Regions from separate parts of the Homo sapiens genome. Here region 2 is linked to region 1. Evidence: read pairs that join two places in POLR2A ChIA-PET (ENCODE). Cell type or tissue: PC-9. All regions are shown on one strand. Links, peaks and the distances in the headings refer to the core of each region. The heading gives the core; the rest is flanking DNA.

Evidence for each region. ChIA-PET counts read pairs that join two places held together with the same protein. Peaks named below come from ENCODE experiments on the same cell type or tissue, not always from the same donor. Only the 100,000 strongest peaks of a DNase experiment are listed, where the experiment ranks them.
Region 2: POLR2A ChIA-PET joins it to region 1 with 6 read pairs; 2 of 35 experiments call an interaction of 5 or more read pairs at or near these places.

The regions. Positions count from the first base shown.
Region 1 is chr5:10,683,211-10,688,070 of GRCh38, forward strand. DAP (death associated protein) reads right to left here. Exons shown (of 4, transcript NM_004394.3): 3 at 319-361. Among named protein-coding and RNA genes, the nearest start is that of DAP-DT, 75 kb to the right of the region's middle. RefSeq lists enhancers at 1,535-1,614, 1,715-2,024. In PC-9, for the core only: no CTCF peak of the experiment used is centred there; no DNase peak of the experiment used is centred there.
Region 2 is chr5:11,248,837-11,253,696 of GRCh38, forward strand. All of the region lies in intron 9 of CTNND2 (catenin delta 2), which reads right to left. Among named protein-coding and RNA genes, the nearest start is that of CTD-2154B17.1, 460 kb to the left of the region's middle. In PC-9, for the core only: no CTCF peak of the experiment used is centred there; a DNase peak (open chromatin) is centred at 2,625; H3K4me3 peaks cover 307 bases.

The sequences.
Region 1 (4,860 bases), core at 250-4,249:
CCCTATGGACGGCAATACTGTGGGGTTCACTGCGGGGGTTTGCTGATGGGAGTTCACTGGTGGGAGGTCTGCGCTTAAGTCACAATGTTGGGTCTCACCAGACGGCGGCTCTGGAAAGGTAAAGGATGCGAGTCTGGCCTGCGGTCTGCAGAAGCAGCCTCTGGGGAAACGCGGCAATGAAGAGAGCCATGGCCACAGAGGAGATGAGCAGTGGTGCTGGGTTATTCCAGGTAGAGTTTAACAAAACCAGAAGCAACCAGGAGACTCCATGCTGCCATGCAAAAGCCTCAAACCCACCGCAGACACTCCCAGACTTACCCGGGCGATGACCCCAGAGATGAACACAGTGGGTTTAGGTGGACTGGAAAAAAAGAAGGGAAAAGGCAGATTTAACAAAACAGTCCACAACAGGGAACACGGTGGCAGACGATGTGTATGTGGATGAGCCAGGCTGGAGGGCGTGGAGGCAGAATGGGAAGCAAACCTCTCCTCTGCGTTATTTGTTGTAATGATCACACTACGGGGCTCGGGAGCCTCCTTCTCCTGAGGCTAGTTCAGCCCCAAGTACGAGAGAGAAACAGACTGCAGCCAACTGCGAGTGAATTGCCTTCAACCACTTTCTATTTGTGTTTTTTTTAGGGACAGGGTCTCTGTCACCCAGGCTGGAATGCAGAGGCACGATCATAGCTCACAGCAGCCTCCACCTCCTAGACTCAAGTGATCCTGCTTCAGTCTCCCGAGTAGCTGGGACAACAGGTGTGCAGCATCATACCTGGCTATTTTCTTTTATTTTTGTAGAGACAGGGTCTTGCTATGTTGCCCAGGCTAGTCTCAAACTCCTGGCCTCAAGCCATCCTTCCACCTTGGCCTCCCAAAGTGCTGGGATTACAGGGATGAGCCACTGTGCCCAGCCTATTTTTGTTTTTTGGTTAAATCAACACATTTTAACTATGGGCAAGCCCATTTATTTGGATTTAATGAGATCGTGAAACAGGCGCTTCCCTAAAGCAGGGGAGAAGTAGCTTTACATGGTGTGGACTTGGAGACTTTCTCACTGCCTCCTCAACCCTAGGCTTCCCCTTCCAGCGTCCTCACAGGGGAGATTCTAGAGCCAACACAAACCTCCCGTCCCCATCAATCCCTGAGCATTACAAATATAAGGTCCTTGGGAAACATGTCACCTCTTGACATGTTAACTCACACTGAGCTCACCTAAACTGCCGAGTATTGAGGGAATGGATGCAGTACCAAAGCAGTACAGCTCAGTGTGAAAAAACAGACAAGCCCAAACAGGCTCAAATCGCCAGCAGGTCTACCACCTGGAAACACACACTGTTAACGTGGGGCTATCCTCCCAGGCTTTCCTTCTATGGACAGATGTACGTGCTTGTCTTCTTATTAACTTTTTTCTTACAAAAATAGTTATACTGTTTTGTAATCTGCCTTCTGAACTAAGGCTATGGCAAGCATCTCTCCATGTAATTATATACTCTTCTGTACACTTATTTTTTATGGCTACGTGTGCCATAATTTAAAAACATCAGGACACAGTTTGAGGTAGTGGACAAGGTGTGTGCACTTCCAAATGCCTCCACCAAGAGGTACAGACACCCAAGACCTGGAGGTGAATACAAGGTCAGCCCAGCTGGGACAGCGCGATCGATCGGGGACACTCACGGAGGTGGGTGGAGGGGAAGCATCTCCCTCTTAGTTCAGTTTTGCTTAAGGCCAGTCCTGCTGGGTAGAGGGGGTAGAATTTATCCCCTGAGCTCACCAGCCTGTCTCTTCCCAGCTCTGCTTCTCCTCTGCTGCCAGTGGTCTTTTTTAAGGAATCCACTTGTCTTAGCTTTGTTTTGCTGCAGTCAAAAGTCCCAGCATTCCGAAAGTTCACTGACTGTTTACTTCCCCAAAGAGTTTACCAAAAACACCTGAAATTCCCCCAAGTAATTTCTGTTACTTCGCGACATTAAGAAACTTCAAGTTTTACTAAGCAGCACAGAGATGCCCCATACATTACCTTGGTTTTATTTAGTGTTTGTTGTGTGGTTACCCAGGTTGGATTTTTTTCCCCTTCCTTTACGTACATGATTTAGCTATAGGATTAATAGTCGGCCAGAAATGAGTAAGCTCAGCTCAAGTTTAAAAGTCCCGCCACGTGGTATAACTGAATTCATTTGGATTCTTAAAGCACATCCTGCTGTGATGGCTGATACCATCCACAGGGGAGGGCTTCCAGGGATTCAGGGCCAAGGAGTTTGCATCCAAAGCTCAGGAACTGTGGTCTGAATTCTAACATTTTAGAAAAGATTTGGAAAGGAATACACAAATGGCAGCACAAAGTTTCTTAACGTCGTTTGGAATGTTCTTTTAAACATCTAGGAACAGCCTGAAGCAGGGATGGCCCCACTCTGGTAGCGAATCATATAGTATCATCTTCAACAAGGCACAGCCGTCTTTCCGTAGCAGGAGTGCACAGTGGCTTCCACTGTCTCCATGTCCTATTTGTTTTTTAACCTGCTGAGGCTCTGAAAGGCGGAAATGCAGGACATCACCCCACTCCAGAAACTTGATATAAAATGTCATCCATAGAGAGTCAATCTAGTAAGAATACATGCATAATAAAGGGAATTAGCTTCCTCACCAAACTGAGCCCTAAAAGGTGGCTGAGGAAGCTTGAGTAATTATATACATATATAAACACCCTCCCCTCTACAGACACACACACACACAAACAAACACCTTGTTTTATGGCATCTGCTTATCGCACTTCACAGGTAATGTGTTTCTTTAGGAATTGAAGGTTTGTGGCAACTCTGCATAAGCAAGTCTATGGGTGTCCATCTTCATTATTATTATGTCTGTTACAGTGATCTGTGGTCATTGATCTTTGATGTTACTACTGTAATTGTTTTGGGGCACCACGAACCGTGCCCATATAAGATGGTAAACTTAATCAATACTTGTCATATGTGTTCTGACAGTTCTACTGACCAGCCATTCCCTGTCTCTCTCCTTCTCTTCAGGCCTCCCTATTCCCTGAGACATAGCAATATTGAAATTAGGGCAATTAACAACTCTACAATGGTCTATAATGGCCTGGAAGTATTCAAGTGAAAGGAAGAGTTGCATGTCTCTCACTTTCAATCAAAAGCTAGAAATGACCCAGCTTAGCGAGGAAGACATGTCGGAAGCTCAGACAGGCTGGTCTCTTGCACCAAATAGCCAAGTTGTGAATGCAAAGGAAGAGTTATGGGAGAAAATTAAAAATGCTACTCCAGTGAGCACTGGAGTGAGTGACAAGGAAGTAAAAGAGCATTATTGTTGATATGGAGAAAGTTCGAGTGGTCTGGATAAAAGACAAGCCACAACATTCCCTTAAGCCAAAGTCTAATCTAGAGAAAGGCCCTAACTCCCTTCAGTTCTATGAAGGCTAAGAGAGGTGAGGAAGCTGCAGAAGAAAAGATGGAAACTAGCAGAGGTTGGTTCATGAGGTTTAAGGAAAGAAGCCATCTCCAGAAGATAAAAGTGCAAGGTGAAGCAGCAACTGCTGAGGAAGAAGCTGCAGCAAGTTCTCCAGAAGATCTAGCTAAGATCATTGATGAAAGTGGCCACACTAAACAACAGATTTTCAATGTTGACAAAACAGCCTTTTATTGGAAAAAGATGTCATCTAGGACTTACACAGCTAGAGAGGGAAGTCAATGACTGGTTTCAAAGCTTCCAAGGGCAGGCTGACTCTTAGTAGGGACTAATGCAGCTGATGACTTTAATTTGAAGCCAATGCTCATTTACCATTCCAAACATCCTAGGGCCCTTACGAATTACATAAAATCTACTCTGTCTGTGCTCTATACATGGGATGACAGAGCCTGGATGACGGCACATTGGTTTACATCAAGGTTTACTGCTTATTTTAAGCCCACTGTTGAGACCTACTGCTCAGAAAAAAAGATTCCTTTCAAAGTATTACTGCTGATTTATAATGCTCCTGGCCACCCAAGACCAAGTATACAAGGAGATTAATGTTGTTTTCATGTCTGCTAAAACAACATTCATTCTGCAACCCATGGATCAAGAAGTAATTTTGACTTTCAAGTCTTATTATTTAAGAAATAAGTAATTCCACTGGTAGATTTGGGCAAAGTAAATTGAAAACCTTCTGGAAAGAATTTACTACTATAGATGCCACTAAGAATACTCATGATTCATGGGAGGAGGTCAAAATATCAATATTAACAGGAGTTTGGAAGAAGCTGATTCCAACCCTCATGGGTAACTTTGAGGGGGTTCAAGACTTCACTGGAGGAACTAACTGCAGATGTGGTGAAAACAGCAAGAGAACTAGGATTAGAAGTGGAGCCTGAAGATGGAACTGAATGGCTGCAATCTTGTGATTAAAATCCTCAGGGATGAGGAGTTGCTTCTCATGGATGAGCAAAGAAAGTGATTTCTTGAGCTGGAATCTACACCTGGTGAAGATGCTGTAAACACTGAAAATAACAACAAAGGATATAGAATATTATATAAACTTAATTGATAAAGCAGTGGCAGGGTTTGAGATGACTGACTCCATTTTTGAAAGAAGTTCTACCATGGGTAAAATGCTATCAAACAACATTGTATGCTGCAGAGAAATCTTTCTTTCCTGAAAGGAAGAGTTGATCTATGTTCTATGTCACAAACTTCATTGTTGTCTTTTTTTTTTTTTTTTTTTTTTTACAGAGGGAGAGGGTCTCACTCTGTTGCCCAGGCTGGAGTACAGTGGTGTGATCTCTGCTCACTGCAACCTCTACCTCCCAGGTTCAAGTGATTCTCATGCCTCAGCCTCCAGAGTAGCTGGGATTACAGGCACACACCACC
Region 2 (4,860 bases), core at 594-4,593, 570 kb after region 1:
GAGTCTAGTCTTGGCTAGAACATGATTTAACAATATCCATTTTTGGTTTTCATCATCATCACCTTATCTTAGTTCTTCGAAGAATGCCAACTTAATTTATCTCAGATAATATTGAGCAGAGATACTTCCTCTAAAGAAAATCTTAATAGAATCTAACAAAATGTGGTCTAATTTGGCCTAACATTTGGTCGCTGTGCTCTCCAAAGCTGTCAGCCTCTAGTACCAAACACTGGTTCCTGCCCTCAGATTGTAGTGGGCAACACAGTGGGAGCAGAATTATCTACCAGAAAAAGCCTGTTATCTAAGAAGGAAGAGCGTACTCCTTGTTCTTGTTTTATGGGTTCATTTCCTGATAGGCCATGTGGTGTGGCATTCAGGAAGAGTGTACTTCAGAAACAAGCTGCTAGCAATGTCACTGCCATCCAACCGAGGGCATCAGGATCACACCTGTGTTTGAACCAAGTTGGGCTTATTGCTCGTAATAAGAAAGGACTCACACCATGGGAAACCATGGGACATATCAGTAAGAGGGCGTTGAATAGACTGACAAAATTTGACTTGTTTTGTGTGTCTTGGGAAGATTCAAAGGAGCAAGGCTTTGTTCTGGATTGGGTGCTACGAGGATGTAGGGGAAATTTCATGGTCAGGGGGCTTGAATAATCTTATCTAGAAGGAGAAAAAACAGAGTAATGTTCAACCTGTGATTGGCCAAGAATGAGCAGTCATTCATATCAGCCAGGCTACTGTGAGTTGTGTGGTCATTTTTGTGGTTTAGGGACCATCATATTTTCTATTCATATTTACCATTCGTATTCATATTTGACACTTCAGTATAATTTTTGAGGAATGACTTCATGGATTACATTAGATTGTTTTAACCTGAAATACATTAGGAATGGGAGGAAAGCTTTTGAGTGTGGTTATTTAGCCGCTAGAATAGTACAAAAACAAACAAAAAAAAAACCAAAAATCTAAAGCCATTTAATTAGATCTACAGTCATTAGTGTCCATGTCAAAAAAAAAAACCAAAACACACTCATCTATGTGTATTGCTTCACTTTGTCCTTAAAGAAATCCTAAAGAACATATGAATATTTGGGCATATTCTTAATATGAGGATATAAAGGGCTGCAGTGTCCAAGTGTCCATTCATAATTATTTCTCATTACTAGACATTAAAAGCAAAGCAATTCCATAGGGATTTTCTTTGATCATATTTCAGAGTACTTTGCTATAAAACTTTTAACTTACCTCCATTTCCAGAGTCTGCATTTCTTTAAATATAAAATGTGGAGAATATTTTCACCCTTCAGTTTGAATAAAATAACCAACAGTGGACCATGGGTGAAAAGGCTGTTGAAAGGCCCAACTATAGGTCATTGTCTTGGATGATTCTGTATCTGTACAACTGAATACATAAGCAAGTTTTGTTTTCAAGTGCAACAATAATAAAAAATAACGTTGATTTCAATATAATGGTACCCAATTACCTTTCATTTCTACCCATTGATAAAGTCTTAGACTAGCCTTTTTCTTACTTCTGTGTCTGCTCAACTCTAAGTAGAATGTGTGTAATTAATTTGAAAATTAATTGAAAGTTTGCGGTGAATTTAAAGGGTGCTCTCTCTCTCTCTCTCTCTCTCTCTCTCTCTCTCTATATATATATATATATATATACATATATTTTTTTTTTTTTTTAGAGACAGGGTCTTGCTCTGTTGCCTAGGTTGGGGTGTGGTGGTGGATCGTAGCTCACTGTAGCCTTGAATTCCTGAGCTCAAGTGATCCTCCTGTCTCAGCCTCCAAAGTAGCTAGTACTACAGGCACGCACCAACACACTCAGCTAGTTTTTAAATTTTTTCTACAGACAGGGTCTCACTAGGTTGCTCAGGCTGGTCTCCAACTCCAAGGCTCAAGTGATCCTTCTGCCTCAGCCTCCCAAAGTGCTGGGATTACAAGCGTGAGCTACCGCACCCAGCCCATAGACCTTTATAATTTAAAATGAGGTAGAGGGGTACACAGGGCAGATGGAAGACGTTTGACTACACCATAAAGACTAAGTGGCAGAGACACATAGTTTTGTTCGTGCAAATAATAAATGCATCTATGATCTTTTTCACTAATTAAGAACGATGGTTTCTTTATTAAGCATTTTAAAAGGTCTATTTCCATAGCAGCAAACTGAAGCCACTAGGAAAAAAAAGAACTTGGGTCTTTAAGAATGTTGGTTTATTATTTAAGTGTTGTACAGATTTATTTTTTATAAATCAAATATTTTTTATTTGTGAGAAGTGACTGAACACAATTATTGGCCGGAGTGTTTCGGCTGCTTGACTTTATAGAACTTGAGTTTCCTGAACTTTATGGGTTCACAAACCTCTTCATGTTTCACAGGGTGCCCCCCAGGCCAAAATAAATGCCTGACAGTTCCATTTAGTAAGTTCTTAGGTCTGAACAGCTTGAATCATCTACATCCTAACATGTCCGTGCTTTGGGGCACTGCACAACTTCTCAAAACTTGGAAGCAGACAATGCCATCTTCACATCCTCTCCTATGCTGATTGTCACTAGCACTTGCTTCATATCACAGAAACCTCTGAAAATCCTGGTATGCAAAGTGATGACATCATTGAAAGGAATGTGGCACAGCTGGATTTTGAAACTGAACTAATGGGAGCTCATGTTTCAACCTGGTTTCAAGATACCGTATTTATCTTGAAAATTTAAAATATCCCTCGGAATCCCTCGAATTTCCTATGTTGCCCTGGGACACCTTGGCATATAGTTTGGAAACAGAGCAAACGAATCGTCCTCACGACAGCTGTGACCTAACCATTAATGAAAAACTTCAGCAAAATGAACAATTATTGGGAGAAGGGCAAATTATGTGTATATGAATAGGAAGTTCGTCTTGTAAAAGTTTATACTCAGAATTTCAGAATTTCAATTAAGTGACACAGTAGCTAAGTAAAATAAATAAAAACTTGTAGTTTGGGAAAATAGACTTACACTCAATTTCTAAAAATTTGCTTATGTAAATGTTTTGAAATGTATCGTTTTATGACTTTGAAAGTCCTAAATCACAGCTTTCCTTAACAATTATTTATATATTTAAAAATACTATAAATTTTGGGGAAAACATCAGCATTTAGAATTGCTTTATCTTTTTTTACATTAGCAAGAGTACAGTAGAATGAGATCTTGCAATGTTCATGACAAAAACACCATTTTAGTGGCAGTAGCATTACTGAAAATGCTTTATTATATTCAGCTTGTTCTTCACTGCATCAAATTGCTCTTAATGTCTTCAAACTTGTACGTGAACTTAAGGGACCTCCTTCACACCCATTTGTTGCCCTTTCCCCAGATCCTTTGTTGGGCTGATATGGACTTAGACTGCAGAATGAGAAATCAATGAGAGACTTGACAGCCAGAGAAAGCAAACAAACTCAGTGATGTGAAAACTGCTGTCAGGTCAGTGTAACAAGCAGCTCTTTCTAGATTTCACTGCACTGCAGTGATCAGAAACTGGGGTGGGGGGGAGATTATACCTTAGTTCTATGTCTATAGACAACTACAGATTCAATAATCAGAGAGATTATCTCCTGTACATAACAATATTCTACAATAAGCACTGGCATAAGTTCATTTCTTACAAGTAGAAGTCAACATAATGTAAGCTCACATTTAAGGAGCATGTTCTGTGTTGCTAAGAACTGCTCTTATGCCTTCCTCACTTAATGTTCATCACATTCCCATCAGGGTGGTGCCATAAATATTCCATTTTATAGATGTAACATTTGCAGTATAGAGAGCTTCAGCCACTTGCTAGGAGTCTCAGAGATGATCAGGTGATGGAGGCAGAATTAACCACAGGCTCTCTTCAGAGCCCACAGTCTTACCCAGGTGGCTCACTCTCTCATCAAACACTTTTTGTTACTATTTTTATAAGCCACTGCAAGTTGGGCACCAAAATGAATGTGTACTCCTCAGTAATTTCATGAGGATAAAGTAAAATTCATCTACTGTAGGACTAACACCATGTTTCTTATGGCTCTTTCAATTATGATTGCCTTCTCCCCTCTAAATCAAGAGTTGTGTAATCTAAAAATAGCAGTATCTCACACAGAGATATTTTATGTTGCTGACTTTTATAAAGCAATGAACTGTTTGCAAATAAATATCTCTGCTATGCTTTCTCCATTTATAATCTCAGGCAACCTCAGTCTGAGGTTATTCCAGGGCCCAGGGTCAGGAGATGGAACAGAGAATAAAAGGTCATACCTGAAGAAAAAAATCATCAGTGCTCTCAACCAGTTCTTACACCTCTCCTTTTCTTTTCTTTCATGATCTGTCTCTAAATTTTACTTGGCTTCTCACTGGGCCCCATTTGTTCAAATTCCTCCCAGATTTGTCATGTCCTGCCTTTCTCTGGCTTTTGTGAGTTACCTGTGATTTATTCAATTAAGGACTATTGATATGGTTTGGCTGTGTCCTCACTCAAATCTTATCTTGAATTGTAGCTCCCATAATTCCCAAGTTTGTGGGATGGATCTGGTGGAAGATAATTGAATCATGGGGCTGTTTCCCCCATACTATTTTCATGCTAGTGAATAAGTCTCACAAGATCTGATGATTTTGTAGCAGTTTTCCCCTTTTGCTTGGCTCTCATTCTCTCTTGCCTGCTGCCATGTAAGACATGCCTTTCACCTTCCACCATGATTGTGAGGCCTCCCCAGCCACATGGAACTGTGAGTCCATTAAACCTCTTTTTCTTTATAAATTACCCAGTCTTGGGTATGTCTTTATCAGCAGTGTGAAAACAGAATAATATAACGATGATGTAAAAATACAATAGAC